2 separate regions of the Homo sapiens genome follow, and region 2 is linked to region 1. A link is a contact called in ENCODE Hi-C or POLR2A ChIA-PET data. All regions are on one chromosome and are shown on one strand. The core of a region is the stretch at or near the end of the contact, and the rest is flanking DNA. Distances in the headings are between cores, read along the strand shown.

Evidence for each region. Hi-C counts contacts between places; a loop is a spot of excess contacts on that map. ChIA-PET counts read pairs that join two places held with the same protein, here RNA polymerase II (POLR2A). Pooled maps may share reads with other maps.
Region 2: a loop to region 1 is called in a pooled map, with 3 times the contacts of the local background. The contact joins the enhancer-like site here to the promoter of ABCB8 in region 1. A Hi-C loop is called at or near these places in 1 of 50 pooled maps. POLR2A ChIA-PET finds 5 or more read pairs at or near these places in 3 of 52 experiments (Caco-2, WTC11 and activated CD8-positive, alpha-beta memory T cell).

What each region holds. Positions count from the first base shown.
Region 1 is chr7:151,025,457-151,030,185 of GRCh38, forward strand. ABCB8 (ATP binding cassette subfamily B member 8) reads left to right here and starts at 2,994. Exons shown (of 16, transcript NM_007188.5): 1 at 2,994-3,154. The coding sequence starts at 3,060. It overlaps LOC124901777 (a long non-coding RNA gene), which reads right to left and starts at 2,802. Exons shown (of 3, transcript XR_007060593.1): 1 at 2,507-2,802; 2 at 1,351-1,556. RefSeq lists enhancers at 1,159-1,762, 1,763-2,367, 2,973-3,577, 3,017-3,326, 3,578-4,181 and 1 more.
Region 2 is chr7:151,377,397-151,382,556 of GRCh38, forward strand. It overlaps WDR86 (WD repeat domain 86), which reads right to left. Exons shown (of 6, transcript NM_198285.3): 5 at 4,482-4,585; 6 at 3,728-4,350. The coding sequence ends at 4,186. It overlaps NUB1 (negative regulator of ubiquitin like proteins 1), which reads left to right. Exons shown (of 15, transcript NM_001243351.2): 15 at 1-1,053. Among named protein-coding and RNA genes, the nearest start is that of WDR86-AS1, 29 kb to the right of the region's middle. RefSeq lists silencers at 3,971-4,130, 4,151-4,390. Within about 2 kb of position 3,780, at least 3 of the 41 ENCODE cell types and tissues checked have a DNase peak (open chromatin) inside an H3K27ac peak, as active enhancers do.

The DNA.
Region 1 (4,729 bases), core at 1,744-4,243:
CCTCCTGAGTAGCTGAGACTACAGGTGTGTGCCACCACACCCAGCTAATTTTTTGTATTTTTAGTAGAGATGGGGTTTCACCATGTTGGCCAGGCTGGTCTTGAACTCCTGACCTCGTGATCCACCCGCCTTGGCCTCCCAAAGTGCTGGCATTACAGGCGTGAGCCACTGCGCCTGGTCAAAAATAAATTTTTTAAAAAGAATAAGAAAAGGTTGCATGTTTTATTGGTCTGAGGTGCTAAGGAAGAGAAGAGGGGAGGCTGACTTTGCAGCCAAGTTGGGGAAAACTAAGAAGAGGAGGTGAAGAAAGGAAAGGCAGCTATCTTGGATTTGAGAGTTGGTTTGGAGAACTTAGAGTAGAAAATTGGGGTTCTCTGAAAGTTCCATTCCGTTTGCATCCTTATCATTTTCAACTGTGACATTCTCTCAAGTCCGGATCCCACTTCTGGGACCCCCTGAAAAGCATCAGGGCTGAATCAGAAGGGAGGACAGCTGTGAGTCTGGGACTTGGAAGGATAATTTGGATACCCAGGGAGGAGCTGAACTGAGTTCCTTGTTGTCACCTCAACAAGGAGGAGGAGACCCAGGCAGCTGGTCTGGTGGCTTGCCCAACGCCATTCTTGAGGCCCTGAATCACCAGGTTTCCTTCTAAAGCCCATTACTGAGATACTGACTCAGCCACCAGGTGTCAAGGTCTCTAGGGCTTAGGCCTAAGGGCTGATGTTGGGGCCAGTACCCCTGAAATGGCGATATGGACACTGTGCTTCCCAGATTGTTCACTGGAGGCAATCATGGAATCACCCACAAAACTTGAATCCAGATGTGCCTGATTTTCTCCTTCTGTGTGGGGTATTGTAGTAGTAGCTCAGGTCTTGCATGCCTTTATCTCAGAGTAGGAGGCAGAGCTATGAAAACAAGACCCTGTCCTTCTAGAGGTAGCAAAATGGAATCCCACATTGCAGAGGGGCCAGGAAATTCCCATAATCTTTCTGAGACATCTGTCAAGATGGGTTATGTGGGGTGTTGTCTAGTCTCTCCCCCACCTCACTCGCCCAATGTCACTCAGTATCGTGGCTATTCCACCATAGTCACAATAGGACCCCCCCATACACCAAGAGCTCCCCAGCTCAACCCCAAACTAATCCTGGGACATTGTCCTACCTAGTTTCACCCTGAATTCATTCTCATTGACAGCCTCCCTACCACCACTCCCAATTCAAGTCGATTTATTTTAAAGGGCACTTTTCCTTGCCAAGCATTTGGAAGGGAAGAGGACAGATGAATAAAACAGAGCCACTACCCAAGAAGCTGCAGCCCAGTGGGGAGACAAATACGCAAACAAGTAATTACAGGGAAGAAACGAGTGGTGCAAACTCTTTGGCAGGAGCCTGAGGCAAGTCATTCTGACCCGGGTGAGGAAGGTATCTGCGAGGCAGACAGATCTGAGGCCGCGCCTTGATAAATTACAGGCCCTCCATACCAATAGTTCTCAATGGCTGAGGCGTAGGGCAAGAGTGTCAGAATCACCGGGGGAGTTCTTCCCCAAGTACACGTGACTGTGGGGAAAAGAAAGAGAGATCAGATTGTTCCTGTGTCTGTGTAGAAAGAAGTAGACATAGGAGACTCCATTTTGTTCTGTACTAAGAAAAATTCTTCTGCCTTGAGATGCTGTTGATCTGTAACCCTACCCCCAACCCTGTGCTCCCTGAAACATGTGCTGTGTCAACTCAGGGTTAAATGGATTAAGGGCTGTGCACGGTGTGCTTTGTTAAACAAATTCTTGAAGGCAGCATGCTTCTTAAGAGTCATCACCACTCCCTAATCTCAAACCACTCCCTAATCTCAAGTACCCAGACACAAAACACTGAGGAAGGCTGCAGGGACCTCTGCCTAGGAAAGCTAGGTATTGTCCAAGGTTTCTCCCCATGTGATGAAATATGGCCTCGTGGGAAGGGAAAGACCTGACCGTCCCCCAGCCCGACACCCATAAAGGGTCTGTACTGAGGAGGATTAGTAAAAGAGGAAGGAATGCCTCTTTGCAGTTGAGATAAAAGAAAGGCTTCTGTCTCCTGCTCGTCCCTGGGCAATGGAAATGTCTCGGTGTAAAGCCTATCTCTACTGAGATAGGGGAAAACCGCCTTAGGGCTGGAGGTGGGACAGGCTGGCAGCAATACTGCTTCTTAAGGCATTGTGATGTTTATGTGTATGCACATCAAAAGCACAGCATTTTTTTTTTTACCTTGTTTACGATGCAGAGACGTTTGTTCACGTGTTTACCTTCTGACCTTCTCTCCACTATTATCCTATTATCCTGCCATACCCGATAATGATCAATAAATACTAAGGGAACTCAGAGGCTGGTGCCGGCGTGGATCTTCCGTAAACTGAACTCCGGTCTCCTGGGCCCATTTTTCTTTCTCTATACTTTGTCTCTCTGTCTCTTTCTTTTCCAAGTCTCTCCTTCCACCTAATGAGAAACGCCCACAGGTGTGGAGGGGCAACCCACCCCTTCACGTGACAGATGTCCCAGCAGTTCTGACGCACCTAGGAGAGCGGGGTGGGTGGCAGGGCATATGTACGTGTTTTGAAAAAACTCCCAGTCGATTTTTGTTCATTCCTCCCCCAAAACCCGCGTTCTACACGCCCTTGAGACGACGGGACATCTAGAGATCCTGGAGCCTTGGGAAAATGGCCCGAGGTCGGCGGCTGACGCGTTACTATGGATACTCCATAGCTTGGAGGGCCAGTCGGGCCACACCCTTTGGACGTCACCCGGAGCCCACAGGAGCACCTGGCAAAAGCCAGGCCCACTTCCTGCTCGGCTCCGCCCAGAGCAGGGGGCGGGCGGATAGGCGATTCCCTCCAATCACAGTTCCAAAAGGAGGGGGCTGACAACATATCCTCCAATCACAGCTTGAAGTGAGATTGATGTGTCTTTTCACCAATCACCGCCAAGGCGCGAGGGGGTTGTCGGGATGGGGGCGGGAGCCAACATAGAGCCCTCAGTGGGATGAGGGTGAAACTGCTATTGCCGGCGGCTCCTGTTTTACCGCGTCAGCATGCTGGTGCATTTATTTCGGGTCGGGATTCGGGGTGGCCCATTCCCAGGCAGGCTGCTACCGCCCCTCCGCTTCCAGACATTCTCAGCTGTCAGGTAAAAACGGAAAAACCTACTCAGAGCGGGCCATTGACCGCCCGGCAGGGCAGTGCCGGCCCGCCGGGAGATGGAGTCCACGAGCTTGCGCGAGGCTTGCTGGGAGCTGTAGGCCAGGCCTACCGGGGTGGAATGTCACTCCGCGGGTGTTGGCCTCAATTATTTATAGTGACACTCCAGTCGCCAGCAGGAGGCTCCTGCGTCTGCAGCCGCGTGTCAGCCAGAAGGAGGGGACGCTCGGGGTCAGTGACCACGCCCAGTCCGCACTCCCGACCGGGGGTCCCCTTTCCTGGCCCTGGAGGTGATTGCGCGATTTGGACGAAAATTCTTATTAGTATGAAGAGACATTTAATGTAGTGGTGCTTCCAGGATTCAAAGTGAGTCGAAGAAGAACTAGAGATGTTCAGCAGGGATAAAGAGCCAATCTAATAGGCCGGGCGCGGTGGCTCGCTCCTGTAATCCCAGCACTTTGGAAGGCCAGGAGTTCGAGACCAGCCTGGCCAACATGGCAAAACCTCGTCTCTACTAAAAAATACAAAAATTTGCCGTGATTGGTGGCACGCGCCTGTAATTCCAACTACTTGGAAGGCTGGGGCAGGAGAATCGCTTCAACCCGGGAGGCGGAGGTTGCAGTGAGCTGAGATCATGGCCACTGCACTCCAGCCCGGGTGATAGAGTGAGACTCTGCCTCAGAAAAAAAAAAAAAAGAGTCAATCTAGTAACTTGTACATGTGTGTTTTTCGCAAAACACTCTACACAGGTTGGTCGAGAGAGAGAGACAGACAGACAGACAGATGGGAAACAAACAAGGACCCTGAAACTACAACTCGAATGTAAATGCTTTATGAGAAGGGACTGATTCCTTTTTTTTTCTTTTCTTTTCTTTTCTTTTCTTTTCTTTTTTTTTTTTTTTTGAGACAGAGTCTCGCTCTGTCACCCAGGCTGGAGTGCAGTGGCATGGTCTCGACTGACTGCAACCTCTGCCTCCTGGGTTCAAGCAATTCTCATGCTTCAGCCACCCAAGTAGCTGGGATTACAGATGTGCACCACACCCGGCTAATGTTTGTATTTTTAGTAGAGACGGGGTTTCATCATATTGGTGGGCAGACTGGTCTTCAACTCCTGACCTCGGGTGATCTGCCTGCCTCGGCCTCCCAAAGTGCTGGGATTACAGGCATGAGCCACCTCACCTGGCCATCCTTTCTAATCCTAGAGTGAATTACTTGGGGGCCAAACAGATAGAAGATTCCCAAGGGCAGGTGGATGTGGAGTTGTGTCATTTGGAAAGCCCATCTGACTGATGGAGGGCAAGAGCTGGATCGAGCTGGAGCTGGAAGTCTTGGTACTGGGAAGTAATCCACATGCTCTTGGCAACGACCAAGACTTTCTTAGAGTCTTAGTTTGGAGACAATGCAAGAAGCTGGAAAAAGACCATGCTAAATTATTGAAAGGTTTAAAAACAGTTCTTAGGAAAGAGTAAGGGTGTTGATGTTATTTAAACCAGAGAGAAACCCAAGGAAAGACATAAAATAATATTCAAGTATATATGTGTTCATTAGTCAGTATTTTTCAATA
Region 2 (5,160 bases), core at 2,530-5,029, 350 kb after region 1:
TCTCGGGGAAGAAGCTTCCTCTGGCCTGGCGCAGGCCGTTCCATCTGCCTCCCAGGTCTGCGTCCCTAACCCCTTCCCCAGCTTGGTGTTTTACCCCGAAACAGGAAGGAACAGGGGTCCTGTAGAACAGGGGTCCTGGGGAAGGTGTCCAGGGCAGGGTCCTGGGAAGGGTGTCCCGACCGCTTCCTCTCCAGCTGTGGCTCCATCTGCCCAGCTTGCCTGCCTCCTGCACCCACTGCCCTGACCTTCCTGCTTCCCACGCTGCCATCTCTGCCAGGGTGCCACATGGGTTCCTGTGCCACCCTTTCCCCGCCCCTCAAATCGTCCTTTAAGTCTTCCTTCCAAGTGCTGTGGGGCATAACGATGAGGCGCTGGCCTTGGGGGCCACACCAGGTCGCAGCAAATGGCTTCAGCCTGGGACGCCAGTGTTTTATGCTCTTAGTTCAGTAAAATACGCCCCCGAAATTCAAGATTGAGTGTCAGGCTTTATATATATTCAGCATTCCTCATTACAGAAATCTTCTATTGAATGGGAAAGGTTTAAATGCTAACCAAAGCAATTTATTTTTAATTAATATTTTTAGACTCTGTGCTGTCATACTGAACTCACTGCTAGCTAAGAGACCTATCAGAGATTTAGATATATTTTCTCCAGGTTTTTTGTGGGTTTTCTTTGTTGTTGTTGTTGTTCTAGCCATGTGACAGAGGCTCTTTCTAAAAGTATGTAGTTCGCTGTGTGTCGGCTCCAGCAGTAACCGTCCTCACTGCGCCACGCACTCCTCTGTAGATGTGTGCCCAGTGGGAGTTCCTTCCAGCCCCAGGACCACAGCAGCAGCCAGGTGCCGAGTGGATTGAGTGCCAGGTGCATCCAAGACTTTCCCTCCCTTCCAGAAGGCACTGACTGAAGACAGGATGGATCATGCGGAGCCGGCTGAAATGCTCCAACTTTTTCAAAGTGTGGGTGGTCCAGTTTGGACTGATGGGAATCTTCTTGTCATTCTTTTTAAACGGATGATACCGATGGAAATAAAAGGTGGGAAATATATTCAAAAATTGTCACCCTAATTTTGCATTAATTTACTCAGCCTCCCCAGCTGTAGGTGTTGAAAGTGTCTGGGTGACTAGCTCTTCATTTTGATTGCAGGATGTCTGTTTCCACTGAGTTTTGTGAGGAGATGATGGAAGGATGATCTCAGAAGCAGAGGGCATCTGCTGTGAAAGATGCCGCACGCCAAGCGGGGCTGGGGTGCATCCTGGGCAGGGGACTGAAATGTACCTGTCAGGGTTTGCCTCAGAAGTGCCTGGTGAGCTGAGGTGACGCGGAGTCTCAGCCTCATTTGACACAATGCCACACTTGGATTTGGGGCCTGAATTTAAGCTTTTGGCTAACAAATCGCTGTCCTGCGCTTGGTTCAGGCGTGTCTTCTAGCTTCCCAGCTGTTTTTAGCCATCATAGAAGCAATGCCACACCAGCAGGCCCCAAAACTCTTCCGTGTCTTGTGAAGAGAGAGCCGCAGAGGAAGCCGGCTGTGGAGGCAGTTCTGGGCATGCGCTATGTCCAGAATGGGCTGCCCTCCAGGCATGGAGACTTGGGCCGGGCCTGCTCCACCGGACAGGCGGTAGAGGAGGGGGCAGGACGGTGCTGAGGTTGGAGGAGAGGCCGTTGCAGAGGAGGGGGCCTGGGAGGGTTCTCCTTGGGGAGTCAGAGGAAAAAGCACATTCCAGATGTGGGACAAACAAGATAGTATTTGGGGCAGGACAGTCTGAGTGTGACATGTTCATGGGCTGCCAGAAGGTGCGGGTTGTGGGGAGAGAAGAATGGGGGCGGATGGTATGATTGCTGATCACAGCGGGGAGGTTGGATGCCATTAGAGGAGCAGGAGTGGGCATGGGCGTGTAGCAGGCAGGTGAGGGCAGCCCATGCCAGCACAATGGTGTGCACAACTGGTCAGGTGTCCTTGATGCTGATCACGGCCTTACCCTGTCCTTGTGTTCCTGCCCATATGTCCTATGGGTAGCTCCTGTCCTTCCTCCCTTAGCCAACTCCTCCTCAGTCAATTTATCAAAAGCAGACACCTTGTTTCTTCATTCATAGCAAGGCGACAGTGGTGTGGCTGGAAGGGAACCAGGCCTGGGTTCAGGGGATCAGACTCTCTCACTCACCGTGTCTCTCAGGCTGTCAGAAACCAGAGCGAAAATGGACATCTGGCCATCTTTATGTCCTCAACATCTCGCAAAGCTCTCTGTGCAATGGAAGTAGAAATTACCCCAATGTGTGTTGCTATAAAAATGCAAAGTGAGTGCAGCGCCCGTGTTTTGGGTCCATGCCCCACTGGGTTTCTCTGGATGGCTTGATGCATGCTCCATTCTCTGCTGTGGGGAGATAAGGTGGGGACTGGAGCTGACGTGTCAGTGAGGGGCTGCTCAGGCCAGAGCGCAGCATCACCAAGCAGCAGTGTCTTCGGCAAGCAGGAGTCAGTGTGAACGTCTGTGCAGGCTCAGGGCCGGCCGGCAGCACTGCCCGCAGGCAGCACTCAAGGCGGTTCTCTGGCCTGCGCCACCGGAACCGTCCCTTCAGCACGATGGAAAGGTCCTCTCTGGTAGGTATGCCCCTTGTGGCAGCCACAGGCCCCAATGGCTCCGGGACGCAGCAAGACCTGGCCACCCCCGAGGTCTGTGTGTGCTTAAGTCTCACCCGGAGAACAGTGCATGGTGCCGTTTCTGCGGGTTCTCCTGCACCGATCTGCTTGCCTCCCAACAGGCCCATTTTCCTGGGGTGGGGGTCGGGGGCACTTTGGTTCCCAGGGTTTGGAGGTTTGGCCTAGAGGAGTTACAGCGCCTGCGTCCTTTCCTTCCTACTGCCCACAGTGCAATCCCTACCTGTTCATCCGCGCCCGAGGGCGGACCCGCCCATCACCTAGCAGGTGATCCCTGGCGGCCCCGGCCGTCTCTGATGAAGTATCTTCTGCATTAAGACTATGAAGCGCATGCTGCTCTACCTGAAAGGGCTGCTCCACTTGAAGGGGCTGCTCCACTTGAAGGGGCTGCTCCTGCAGCAGGTGCTTCTCTCTGCAGCGAGATGATGAGCTCTCCACGGCAGACACTGTCACCTGCAGCTTCTCTCCTGGCACCCGGGCCAACCGGGGCACATGGATGCAGAAAGTGGCACCATCAAGGGACTGAAGAGCACCCCGCTCAGGTGCTGTGAGGGGTGCTGAGGGGTCTCCTGCAGGGCCCCTCGGCAGACTGAGCCCCACTGGCCCCTCGAGCCCCTGGGCACAGGGCTCCCCTTGGGTGCCCGGTGGCTCTGGCATGTGTGTTGCGCCTTCCAGCACCAGGCGCTGCCCTGGCTCCTGTGCACGAGCCCGGGGTGGGGCTGCTGCCCGCCCCCACCCCTCCTTCCACTCCAGGCCCTGAACGGACTTCCTAGATTCATGCCAGAAAATGACATGCCAGAAAATGACCCTGCTCCCAAGCAGGGTCCCCGCTGTCACCTGCACAGGCTAAAGAGCTCCTCCCTTGCTCCCCGGCCTCTTCCCCATCCACTTCCTGCACCAGTGACACTGGGGGCAGCCCCGCAGCGCACCCACAAGTCACCCCCAAGGCTGCCCAGGCCGGTTGTGAGAGGCAGAGGGCAGGAGGCCCGCCGCCCTGGGTTCCTGGAATCCCAAGCTCCAAAAAGAAGCTGAGACTCAGTTTGCAAAACAAAAAGAGGACACAGGAGCACTTTTAACGTTCAGGCTGTATATTTCAGTTCCCCCCAAGGCCCTCGAGACGGACGATTTGCCAAAATAACCAGGTTCAGTGGCTTCTGTAAAAAGTCACTTCCTCTCAGCAGGAAAGGCCCAGTTTCGTGGGGCTGGGGGAGCTGGGGCAGTCCGCCTGCAGCCCCTGAGGTGGGAGGGTCCCCAGGACTAGGCCTTTCGCCAGGTCAGGGATGGGGAGGGAGGACAGGAGCCACCCTAAAAGGGAAAAGGGGGCGGTCCCCAGGGCGAGCACTCCCGCTCCCAGCGCCTCCTGGCCACCAAAGAAAAACCAGACGCCTGCGACGGGCTCTCCTCCCGCCCGGGCTTCCTCGCTCCTCGCCCCTCGCCGGCCATCGGGCGCCACCACCGCGGGTAGCAGGGCGGGGCGCTCTGGGAGCCGCTGGGTGTCTGGGCTGGCGTCTGCAGGGGCCCCGCGGGATCAGGCCGGCTGCAGGGGCGCGGCGGCGCAGCCCACCTTGTTGCTGAAGAGCCGCGAGAGGCTGCGCATGGGCGGAGGGGGCCGCGGGGCACCTCGGAGCCCGCGCACGTCCCAGAGGCGCAGGGCGCCGTCGTGCGAGGCGGTGTAGAGCACCTGGCCGTGCACCTGCGGGCGCAGGGGCGGGCGTCACCGGTGACGCGGTAGGCGGGGGGGACACCGCTGCCCGCGTGGATGGATCGGGGCGGGGCACCTTCCCTCCCACGGGCGGCGGCCCCGAGAAGGGCAGAGGGACCTACCTGGATGCAGTTGATGATGAATGTGTGGCCCCGGAACACCCTCCGCAGCTCTCCAGACTGCGCGTCGAAGGCCCGGGCGCAAGCGTCCCCGCTGCCCGTGAACACTGCGGACACACAGCGCGCGCTGGGCCTCCCTCCCTGCTCGGCCCCCCGCAAGCAGGGATGGGGCGGCGAGAGCGTGACCTGGGGCGTCTCCGAGACTCCGCCCCACGGGGGTATCCTGAGGCTCATATGGGAAGTGGACAGTGCCCCTCCAGAGAAACGGGTCCCCACGGTTATTCTGCTCCACCCTGCAGATGCCTGCGCGCCAGCTGGCCCTGCCCCTGCCCTGCTGAACACCGCCCGGGCCCAGTCCCCACTCCGCGGTTTGGTGAAGTTGGTTTCCGTGCCTGCTTGGGAAGCCCCTGCCTGGGGATAATCGTCAGGTCCTCGAGTCGCTTCCCCCCTACCTTCCGCTGCGTCGGCAACCTTATCCTCCCGTCCTCATTAACGGATCGGCACTCAAATCAAAGCCCAGCCCTCTGGGGTTCATGATCACGCACCCCCGGGACCCCTAGCGGGGGCGAGCCTCCGACCTCAGTCTGTCTCCTCCCCCAGGTGGCTGCCTCTCCCTGGGGTTTCTCCTAAGATTTCAGTCCAATCGTTTTCCAACTGCAACCTGCATTTGCATCCGTCACTT